Regions from separate parts of the Homo sapiens genome. Here region 1 is linked to region 2. A link is a contact called in ENCODE Hi-C or POLR2A ChIA-PET data. All regions are on one chromosome and are shown on one strand. The core of a region is the stretch at or near the end of the contact, and the rest is flanking DNA. Distances in the headings are between cores, read along the strand shown.

Region 1 (6,135 bases), core at 2,057-4,556, 1.1 Mb before region 2:
GAAACAGAATAAATCAGGATTTTTTAAAAGTTTACTATGGGCCGGGCACGGTGGCTCACACCTGTAATCCCAGCACTTTGGGAGGCCAAAGTGGGTAGATCACCTGAGGTCAGGAGTTCGAGACCAACCTGGCCAACATGGTGAAACCTCGTCTCTACTAAAAACACAAAAAAATTAGCCAGTCGTGATGGCAGGCACCTGTAATCCCAGGTACTGGGGAAGCTAAGGCAGGAGAATTGCTTGAACACGGGAGGTGGAGGTTGCAGTGAGCCGAGATTGTGCCATTGCACTCCAGCCTGGGCAACAAGAGCGAAACTCTGTCTCAAAAAAAAACAAAAAAACAAACCAACAAACAAAAGTTTACTATATACATTCAAAGACAAATAATAGATTTCACAGTTTTTAAAATGTTCCCTTATTAAAAATCCCAAACATGGCCAGGTGTGGTGGCTCACGTCTGTAGTCTCAGCACTTTGGGAGACCGAGGCGGGCAGATCACGAAGTCAGGAGTTCAAGACCAGCCTGGCCAATACAGTGAAACCCCATCTCTACTAAAAATACAAAAAAAAAAACGCCAGGTACAGTGGCTCATGCCTATAATCCCAGCACTTTGGGAAGCTGAGGCGGGAGGATCACCTAAGGTTGGGAGTTTGAGGCCAGCCTGACCAACATTGAGAAGCCGTGCCTCTACTAAAAATACAACATTAGCCGGGCATGGTAGCACACGCCTGCAGTCCCAGCTACTCGGGCGGCTGAGGCAGGAGAATTGCTTGAACCTGGGAGGTAGAGGTTGCGATGAGCCAACATCATGCCATTGCACTCCAGCCTGGGCAAAAGAGCGAAACTCCCTCTCAAAAAAAAAAAAAAAAATTAGCCGAGCGTGGTGGCGGATGCCTATAGTCCCAGCTACTCAGGAGGCTGAGGCAGGAGACTAGCTTGAACCTGGGAGGCAGAGGTTGCAGTGAGCTGAGATCGTGCCACTGCACTCCAGCCTGGGCGACAGAGAGAGACTCCGTCTAAAAAAATAATAATAATAAAATCCCATACATGACAATTCAGTGACAATTGAGAAGTTCTGAATAATGGGGTGAGGAACTGATTGTCTTGTTCTCGGTAATGAACATCAGGCTTTTAACAGAGTGCATAGCAGCTGTCTTTTAGGAAACAACACGCCACAAGTGGACCTCATGACCCCAGGCATTCTGTCACTGTATAAGTGATATAAGTGCACCTCTAGCTGGACAGCTCCTCAGGTCCTCCCAGTCTAAAGTACAGGATGTGAAAGTAAGACGGTTCAACTCGCACTTTATCTCTGGGGGATGGATCCAACGAGTCCGGGAAGGAGGGTAGAATCTTTATGTTGCATCTCATAATCCCAAGGTTGTTTTTTGACATTCTAATTATTGTACATAGTTAGCTTTTCAAAAACATGGCCCACCAGCTATCATGCCTTCTTTCTTCTCTCTCTCCTCACACCTTCTAGGTCCACAAAGTCCCACTAACATCAAGCATGATCTCACCCTTAAACAGAGCTACAGAGCCTCCAAACATCTGCATACTCACCAACTAGTAGTACAAGGTAAGTCAGAATTCTTTCAGGCTGAACCAGGATAGCCAAATGAAAAATTAGAGACTTCAAAGTATCTTGTCTCTGCAAGCGACTGCTAAATCCTCAGCCCCAGCCCTAAATGTTCTCCAAAATATGTTTTTGTTTTTGTTTTTTGAGACAGGGTCTCAAACTCCTGGGCTCAAGCGATCCTCCTGCCTCAGCCTCCCTAGAAGCTAGGATTACAGGCGAGCAGCACTGTGCCTGGCCAAAATATATGTTCTAAAAATCGGTAGGAACAGTTCTCTTTGGATAGTCCACTGTCAACTGCAATAACACGAAAGTTGTTTAAAAAAAACCCATGATCTCATTATCTTTCACCAAAAACATTCCTCCTAGTGTAACTGCTCTGTTGACATCCTGTCACCAAATCTTGTGCTTTCTTCCTTCTGGGTGTCTCCCTAATGTCCGTTGCGTCCAGTCATCAAAAAGTTACAGGCTGCATTAGGGGAAGCCGTGAGCCTGGTGTAAGGCAACAGGGATTGGTGGGAACCGATGATCCTCAGCTCCAGCCAACCATTGAGCAGGTGACAAAGTGATGGTGGACCCTCCAATTATCTAAGACAGGCAAGAAATTTAGATTGTTAGGAGAAACTTTCTGATTTTTAAGGCAATATGTGGGCCAAAGAAAACATCTACAGGTCACTCATGGGCAATCCCGAGTGAACCAGGCTCCCTCAGTCTGGTCCAGGCTCCCTCAGTCCCTTCTACACATCACTGTCTGATCAGTTTCCCAAACACAGGGCTCCTGATCACTGCTATCTCGGAAAGCACAACTACTGCTACAAAGTCCTATACTGCCATTCAACCTCCACAGTAATAAAACCAATCCCTACCTTCCTTAACTCCCCTACACAGATCTTTCACTTCACCCAAAGGAGTCCACTCCCCCACCCGTCACCCCCGCCACTGTCCCCGCCAAGATGGCCTCCTTCCTACTCTCCTCCCCTACCCACCAGAGCCCACACGGTGCAGGAAACAACCCATCAACCGGGAGGACGCCCTCCAACACCTGCTGATGACGGACTGGCTCACTGGGTAACACCCCTTTGCTCAAAGCCGATGATTTCATGCCCAAGAAGGGATTTACATCTCCCAGGAGGCAAATGCTATGGCCTTGTCCTGATTCCCCCACCCCCCAAAATAATAACATTGTAAAAGGGAACGGAGAGCCTAAGTTGCGCTCAGAGGAGCCGCCTCCCTAAGAAGGCTCTGCATATCTTCACCTCCAGGAAGGCCTCACGGAGTTGGGGGAGAGGGGAGTCCCCGCAGCCAGCCCAGCGAGGCAGGAGGCCGTGCGCCACTCCCGAGAAGCTCCTTCCTGCGCCCCGGGGGAGCCACTTCAGTCAGACCCTGAGCCGGGACCCCGACCCGCCGACCCCTGACGCGCGCGCCGCGAAGGCCGGGCACCCGAGGGCCCTTCGCGCTACCCGGGCCCGGGGCCGCCGTCGGCTGCGACAAAGGGTCAGAGAACAAGACGACCCCTCTGCGCGCGTCCCCCGCAGGCCTCCCGGATGCGCCGCTGTCCCGGCCGCGCCCACCCCGACGCTGCCGCTACCTTGTCCTCGGGTGGCGCAACCGGCTCATGGGCCACCCTCTGCCTCAGCTCTGTCATCCTGGGAAAATCGGCCCGACGTCGCCGCGAGCTAGCAGCGAAGCCGCCGGAGCAGGCAGCTCGGCGCGGGCACGCGCGGACTCCCACGGCCGGCCCCGCCCCGCCCGGGAGGCGCGCGGCTCTGAGCGGCTCACAGTTCCCTTAGCAGCCCAGCAGCCAGCCCTGGAGCTCGGCCCCACCCAGTGCCGTCACCGCCCTTTCACCCGGGCCGAGCGGGGTCAGCCTTCCCTAGCCCCGACCCGAGAGCTCCCTCTCCCGGGAGCAGGGCTCGGAGCGAGTGCGCACGCGCAGCGCCACCATCACGGTCCGGAATATCCACCAATGGCGCAAATACGCCAGGGAGGCAGGGCGACGGGGGCGGGGCGGGGCGGAGCAGAGTCGAGAGGCGCGCATTGGACGGCAGCGTCAGGGGCGGGAAAAGGCGTGCGTTTCAGTGTGCGATTAGCCAATGGGAGCTCCCGCTTAACCGCGGATGGCCGGAGCTGGCGCCCTGGTTCTGGAGGTAACCGGTTACTGAGGGCGAGAAGCGCCACCCGGAGGCTCTAGCCTGACAAATGCTTGCTGACCTGGGCCAGAGCTCTTCCCTTACGCAAGTAAGTAGACGTTATTTAGGTCGAATGGAAAGGCCAGGTGAGCCGACCTGGTTAAGAGCATTTTATCACTTATCACATGATGAGAAATGAAACCCACGCTTCAGTCTGCTTTGCTTTGCCAAGCGGTCGCTAGTACTTGTTAAGCACTAATTGTATACTAGGCACTGAGCTGAGTAATCGCTTTAGTTGGCTTATCTCGTTTAATCCACACATGGCTTGGAAGTGGGTATGATTTGAATTTTACAGTTAAGATCTTCCTCAGTGGTTTGTTTGTTTGTTCGTTTGTTTGTTTGTTTTGTGACGGAGTCTCGCTCTGTCGCCCAGGCTGGAGTGCAGTGGCATGATCTCGACTCACTGCAACCTCTGCCTCCCGGGCGCAAACAATTCCAAGGTGCGCGCCACCACGCCCGGCTAACTTTTGTATTTTTAGTAGAGACGGGGTTTCACCATATTGGTCAGGCTGGTCTCGAACTCCTGACCTCAGGTGATCCGTCCGCCTCCGCCTTCCAAAGTGCTGGGATTACAGGCGTGAGCCACCGAGCCTGGCCCTTCCTCAGTTTTTCAAATTTGTCTTCTGGACTATGGAAAGACCTTTTTTGGGACAGAAGTGCTGTCTACTTTGTTTACTGTGCATCCTCTATGTCTTTGACACATCCATTGTAAGTACTTGTTGGATGGATTTAAAACTTTTAAAAGGACCTTAGCCAAGGTCTCCCAGCTAGAAAGTGCCTAGTAAGAATTAGAACACAAACAGGTTTGTTACCAGCCCACACTCTAACCACCATACTATACTGCCTGCCTGCATTTATTAATACTTGTGTTGCTCCAGCATTGCCTTTGGTGTTTCCTGTTCTTTCTATTCACTGCCCTGTAAGTGATGTAAAACACATATAACACTGCGTCCCCAACTTAAGCATACTGTAATCTCACAATGAGACACTTGCACACAAAAGAATTGCAATTTCGTTTTTTAAAAAAATATAATTTTACATTTTTCTTCTTTTCAATTTTTAAATTTTAATTAATTTATTTCTCCTTTTTTTAGAGACAGGGTCTCACTATGTTGCCCAGACTGGTCTTGAACTCCTGGGTTCAAGAGATCCTCCCGCCTAGGTCTCCCAAAGTGCTGGGATTACAGGCATGAGCTACCATGCCTGGCTAAAATTTCCTATTGGTAATTTTGACCTGAGCTGTGAGTTTTGGGGCAGGTAGTGAGAATTCTGAAAACAGCATTATATATTCCTGATTTCTATATGAGTATATGCCCGAGTAGCTTGGACTACAGGTGTGCAGCACCACACCCAGCTAACTTTTAAATTTTTGTGTAGCGATGAAGTCTCACTTTATTGCTTAGGCTGGTCTTAAACTCCTGGGCTCGAGCAATCCTCCCACATAGGCCTCCTAAAGTTCTGGGATTACAGGCATGAGCCACAGCACTCGAGCAAGATGATCTTCTAAGACAGGTGAAGATGTTAGTGTCTAGAACTTCACCTTCAGGGGCACGTAGGTATGAAAGGTCATATCTAAGTGAGTGTCATGTCAGTCCTTCTAGAAACTCAGCTGCTCCTTTTCAAATCCAGCCTAATAAAAGGAGGCTTGGAGAATCAATGCACATAAGTCAGAATTATAGAATGCACAGCATGATTACTAGGATGGATAACATGTGGTCTGAACAAACTTCTCATCCATTACACTCAGCCCTCTCAGGTTAATGGAACTCAGATCAAGTATATTCCTGAAGTCAGTACTGTGTGACGAACAGGGGTCTGGTGGAAGTGATGCTAATAGGGCTTTAGGCCAGCTTTAGAGCCCTTCTCTCTCTCTCTTTTCGTTTTTTGTTTTCTTTTTGTTTGTTTTTTGTTTTTTTTTTTTAGACAGTTTCCCTCTTGTTGCTCAGGCTGGAGTGCAATGGTGTGATCTCGGCTCACTGCAACCTCCGCCTCCCAGGTTCAAGCAATTCTCCTGTCTCAGCCTCCCGAGTAGCTGGGACTACAGGCGCCCGCCACCACAGCTGGCTAATTTTTGTATTTTTAGTAGAGACAGGGGTTTTAGGTCAGGCTGGTTTTGAATTCTTGACCTCAGGTGATCCGCCCACCTGGGCCTCCCAAAGTGCTGGGATTACAGGCATCAGCCACTGCACCTGGCTCAAGAAACATTCTTAAGCATGCTTGATCTTGGTAAATGCCCCTGATTTCTTCTGTAGGAAAAAACCCTAGAGATCGAATTTCTGTGTCAAAGAATAAGTAAAATTCTAAGGCTTTTGATACACATTTCTAAGTTTCCACCAGAAAAATTATACCAATGTATACTCCCACTTGCAA
Region 2 (5,630 bases), core at 2,760-5,259:
CTAGGGAGGGTTAGGAACTTGCCCAAGGTCACACAGCTGGCAAGCGGTGAGGCCAAGACTTGAACTCAAGTAGACCGATTCTCAAGCCCAGATGTTTATGACACTTGGGCTCTGAAAAGGATCCCCACCTGACACCACCCAAGCAGGCAGCTGGCGGGCACCTCCTCCCAGCCCCATCCCTGCTGGCTCGCCTCCCACTCCATGCTATGAGTCAGAGCAACCAGAGACTTTATGAGCCCAGGAATGGGCCAACTACCTGATAACCTGATTATGCAAAAAGCCACATGTGAAATTCCCGCCCTCATAACCACGTAATTTACAAGGAAATGAGTCCACCTTCTCCCCAGCCTTTGGCTGCCTGCCCTTCATGAAGGCTCAGTGGAGCTTTTCAGGCCAAAGTAGGAAAACAAAGAAGAAGGGCTCTATCCTGGCCCCCCTCCTGGTCTCTGAGAGCCCCCAACACTCGTCAGTCCACCTCCCAGACTGGAGTGCAGTGGTGCGATCACAGCTTACTGCAGCCTCACCTCCAGGGCTCAAGCCAGCCTCCCAGGTACAGGTGCGTGCCATCACAGCGGTTAGTTTCTATATTTTTAGTAGAGACAGGGTTTTGCCATGTTGCTAAGGCTGGTCTTGAACTCCTGGGCTCAAGTGATCTGCCTGCCTTGGCCTCCCAAAGTGCTGGGATTACAGGTGTGAGCCTCCGTGCCCAGCCTCCTTTCTGTCTTGGCCTCTGCATATTCCTCCAGGCAGTGGGGACCCGAGGAGTGGGAGGCTGGAAGGAGATTTGAAAAGGAGAATCAGGGACAGCCAAAGGGAAAAGGGAGAGAAGAGGATGCTGAAATTAAGAGATCAATAGCGGGGGACTGGGCCTTTCACCTCCTACTACTCAGAAGCTTGGCCTGAGACAAAACTCACCAAATGAAATAGCAAGTCTGTCCCCTGTGTCCTGGAACACCAGACCCAACAGTGAGGCTGGGTCCAGAGTGGGATGATGGCCACTGCTGACCAGTCCACAAGGCAGCTATCCAGCCCCTTTTAACGATCTCCTCTAGCTTTTAGGGTGAGAGCTTCTCATTTTTCTCAGATTCTCTCCAACCTCTGCCTCTATCATTGTTTCTTCTTTCCCTGTGCTCCTTAGGAGCATTTACCATGTGTCAGACATGGTGCTGGGGACAGAGAAATGAGTGAGGCCACACACAGTCCCTGCCTCCTGGAGTCTACAATTAAGTCTTCCATTTTCCTCTTTTTCCTGAATGCCAATGCTCCCTGTGGTTCAGTCTGCAGCATTCGTGTCCTCTCTCTCTCTCTCGCTTTCTCTTCTGAAAGCAAATATTTTTCCCTCTTTTTCTTTTTATGATCTTTGTTTTTAAAAAAGAAATTTAATGGATAAGTTAAATTTCCTCTTTCTCCCAGAGTTCATCATTCTCCTGATTAGTAAGAATATAGCACCTACTATGTGCCAGGCACCTGACACACATTAACTCATTTAATGCTTCAAACAAAGCAGGTAGGCACTATTGCACCATTACTTGCTCCCAGTACCTCCTTCTCCTGCTGCCCTTGCTCTGGATCACTGTGGGTGGTGTATACTTTCCCTACCCCACTGGAATGTGGGTGGAAGCAATATGCCAGTTCTGGGCCAAAGACTCAAGAAGGCATCATGTGCTTTCAGCAGCCACCCATGCATGTGACCTCTGCCCTGAAAAGAACAAGCCCTGGATAGTTGCTGGTGGAGACACGTGGAGCAGACATGAACCTAAGCCACTTCCTGGAGCCCAGTCCAGCAGAGCCACAGCCAACTCACAGGCTTGTGGATAGAAAATAACTGCTTGTGGTTGAAAGCCACTGAGCTTAGGGGTTGTTTGTTACACAGCATTAGGGCAGCAATTGCTGGCTGATACAATTGGCATTTCCCATTTAACACATAAGCAAGCTGAGGCCTGCAGAGGTTAAATAACTTCTCCAAGATTATACAGCTAGTAAGAAAAGGAACTAGGATGCAAATCCAAGCAATCTGGCTGCAAGTCCCACTACTCTATATTGAGTATTAGCATTCCCAAGCATGCTGTTACACTTTTACTATATATGTGTGTGTTTGTGTATGTGTGTATATATGTTTACTATGTTACATACATATATGTTTACTATATATACACAGATATATACATACATAAATGCATATATACATATATACACATATATATGTAAACGTATTGTTTTGCGTGTCTTTAAACTTTATATAAATGGCAACATTAGGCCCGGCACGGTGGCTCAAGCTTGTAATCCAGCAGCTTAGGGGGCCAAGGCAGGTTGATCACTTGAGGTCGGGAGTTTAAGACCAGCCTGGCCAACATAGTGAAACCCTGTCTCTACTAAAAATACAAAAATTAGCCGGGCATGGTGGTGCACGCCTGTAGTCCCAGCTACTTAGGAGGCTGAGGCAGGAGAATCACTTGAACCTGGGAGGCGGAGATTGCAGTGAGCCGAGATCATGCCACTGCACTCCAGCCTGGGCGACAGAGCAAGACTCAGTCTCAAAAATAAATAAATAAATAATACATAAATAAATGGCAACATTATATATATCATTTGGTAGCATGCTTTTTTCACTCAACATCATGCTTTTAGAGTTATCTCTGATGATACTCATAAATCTTGTTTATTTTACCTGCTGTATTCCATTACGTGAATAGATCCAACTTCCTATAAGATGCACATTTCATTTATTTCCAGCTTTTGTTTTTTCAAATTATGCTGCAATGAACATTCCTTGTCTCCTCATGCACATGCAAAGTTTCTCTTGGGTATGTGACTGGAAGTGGAATTGCTGGGTCACAGGCCATGTGTGTCTTCCTCTCTATACAATATTAGCAAATTGCTTTCTAAAGTTTTATTCCAATCTATAGCAGGGTGTGAGATTATCTGCTACTCCACATCCTTGCTATAGTAGAGGATACTGGTGCCCCACACAGATCCCCTTAACAGGCTGGTCCACCCCTGGCCCAGCTGCTGCATGTGTCAGCTGCTAAGGGCTCCCAGAAATCCCCTTGCTGGAGAATCACGCTTGGTCATGGGAGTCCCCCGTCTTGTAACCCCTGCATGATTCCAGGCCCACAGTGGACCTCTATTTATCTGTTTTGAATGGGATCCAAAGGGTAGAAAGAAGAGAGGGAAGCAAGAGAAAGATGCCGCAGTCCCCCTCTTCTTGCCTGGAGCCTCCCAAGCTCCAAGGCAAAGGAAGACAAGGGGAGAGGAAGAGGAGGAAGGAAGAAATGAAGGAATGGCTCCAAGGAGGCGGACAGTAGGGAATATACATTTCAAAGCCTATCCCCTGGGCAGGTGGGCTGGAGAGTGGAAATGGGCAAGCCTCCCCGGGCAGGTGATATCGAAAACCCCGTGTCATCCCCTGCTGGGGAAAGCTGATTCTGCCTCCATCATCCTCTTGCTGACTTACTCCTTCATCTCCTTGCCTTTCTATGCCTGTGACACCTAATTCCCTGAGTCCATTCATTCACCTTGTTTGTTCACTGTATGCATCTCCAGAGAATGTTGTCCCATGCAAAGTAGCAGTTCATTGTTTATTGAGAGAATTAAATGATGAAATTCACTTGGTACCCACAGGATTTTTAATAGGAGACAAAAGGCTTTATAGAAGTTCCAAATTAATAATTTTTCCCCAAGTGTTACCAAACCCTCCATTTATACTCATTGCCCACAGGCACTTCCAATTATGAAACCATAGCCCATTTTCCATCACAAACCTAGTTTCTCTCTTTTTCCTCTCCCTGCTCACAGAGCCCTGCTCCCTCCTGTCGTTCTCTGCGATCCTAGTGCCCTGGGACAGGCTCCACCCGCCCTCTGGGCTGACTGCAGCTCCAGGCCGCACTCCCTTTCGGCTTCATGTGCACATTCTTGGCAGCCATTAAAACTCCTCTCTGAAACCACAGGCTCCACCCTCACCCTGCCTCTCTGCGGCCCTACCTCAGCCAAGGACTTCCTCAGAAGTAGACCCACCCCCCTGTCTTCTCCAAGCTGCTGTCACTGTCACCATCATCTCACTTCCTCTACCTCCTTCCCCCAGACACACACGCACATGCACACAAACACACACAGTCACGCATACACACACCACATGCTATGTAACCACTGAAATATGTCTTCCTCTGTATTTCTGCATTTTAGTTTATAGCCCCTTGTACCACCTTCCCCTTCTCACAGCACTGGCTTCCTCTGGGCAGATGTTGCCAACTCAGAGCCCCTTTTATTCTGAACCCTGGACCATGGGCATGTGGTGGACAGAATAATGATACCCTTCAAGATGCCCACATCCTAATCTCCAGAAGCTGTGAGTATATTACCTCACATGGCACAAGGGACTTTATGATGTGATGTGTTTAAGAATCTCAAGAGCCTGTAATACCAGCCAAGGCGGGCGGATCACTTGAGGTCAGTTCAAGACCAACCTGGGCAACATGGTGAAACCCAGTCTCCGCCAAAAAATACAAAAATTAGTCGGGCATTGTGGCACATGCCTGTAGTCCCCAGCTACTCGGGAGGATGAGGCAGGGGAATCACTTGAACCCGGGAGGCGGAGGTTGCAGTGAGCCGAGATCATGCCACTGCACTCCAGCCTGGGCGACAGAGCAAGACTCCATCTCAAAAAAAAAAAAAAAAAAAGGAGTGGGAAGGCCAGCACAGACAGAACCACCTTTGTGCTTTGGAGAATGCCCTCAGGCAAAGAGATGTAGTTTCTAGTTACAGAGCACACTGTAGTCATGAGTCCCACGTACTGAGGTGGGTACACGTTCAGTCAGCAGTGCCTCCCTCCAGAAAGGAGGCATCCCCCTACCCTTGGCCTCCATACCTTTCCTGCCCAGAGTGGAAAGATGATGGGCTCTGGGTTCTAATTCTGACACCTGAGTAGGAGTCTGTGGAACCCCATCTCAGTCTGGGTTTGTCTAGTGTTTTATCATGATGAGATTGATGTAAGAGATGATACTGTGCTCAACTCAAGGCATCACATCAGGGAGTACCTAATGTCAGTATCAATTATTACTAGTAATACTAACCTTGATCACTTGATTAGGGTGGTATTTACCGGATTTCTCCACTTTTATATTTTTTCCTTCTTAAAACGTTTTTAAAATTTATTTATTTTAAATTTTGTTTTATTCTTTATAACAATAGAGATGAAGTCTCACTCTATTGACCAGGCTGGTCTCAAACTCCTGATCTCAAGCAATCCTCCCATCTCAGCCTCCCCATGTGCTAGAATTACAGGCATAAGCCACTACACCCAGCCATTTTTTCCTTTATAATTAATAAAAATACTTTTAGCAACTATCAGTGAATCTTACTGCAACCATTATTACTATAGGTTTGCCTAATGGTGCTTTTCTATTTCCCTCATTTTTAAACCTAGTTTTAAATTCTTTTACACTGCAGTTTCCTCATTTGTAAATGGGGATGATCATTATACCTACCTCACAGGGTCACTACGGGATTAATTAACACATATGAAAGTGTATGGCACATCACAGGTGCTTAGTCAACGTGCTTCTTTTCCCAGCATCACTCAGGGGAAGACCTGGTTCATCAGCCGCCTGCCTCAGACTCTTTGCCTGCCCTGC

Evidence for each region. A loop is a pair of places that touch in the nucleus more often than their neighbours do. ChIA-PET counts read pairs that join two places held with the same protein, here RNA polymerase II (POLR2A). Pooled maps may share reads with other maps.
Region 1: a pooled map shows a loop between it and region 2 (7-fold over the local background). The contact joins the promoter of CDS2 here to the enhancer-like site in region 2. A Hi-C loop is called at or near these places in 5 of 50 pooled maps. POLR2A ChIA-PET finds 5 or more read pairs at or near these places in 2 of 52 experiments (GM10248 and activated B cell).

What each region holds. Positions count from the first base shown.
Region 1 is chr20:5,124,179-5,130,313 of GRCh38, reverse strand. CDS2 (CDP-diacylglycerol synthase 2) reads right to left here and starts at 3,306. Exons shown (of 13, transcript NM_003818.4): 1 at 3,165-3,306. The coding sequence starts at 3,221. It also overlaps a transcript of PCNA not described here. RefSeq lists enhancers at 2,468-2,557, 3,134-3,635 and a silencer at 2,898-3,817.
Region 2 is chr20:4,036,595-4,042,224 of GRCh38, reverse strand. No RefSeq gene overlaps it. Among named protein-coding and RNA genes, the nearest start is that of RNF24, 24 kb to the right of the region's middle. RefSeq lists an enhancer at 4,232-4,281. Within about 2 kb of position 4,009, at least 14 of the 41 ENCODE cell types and tissues checked have a DNase peak (open chromatin) inside an H3K27ac peak, as active enhancers do.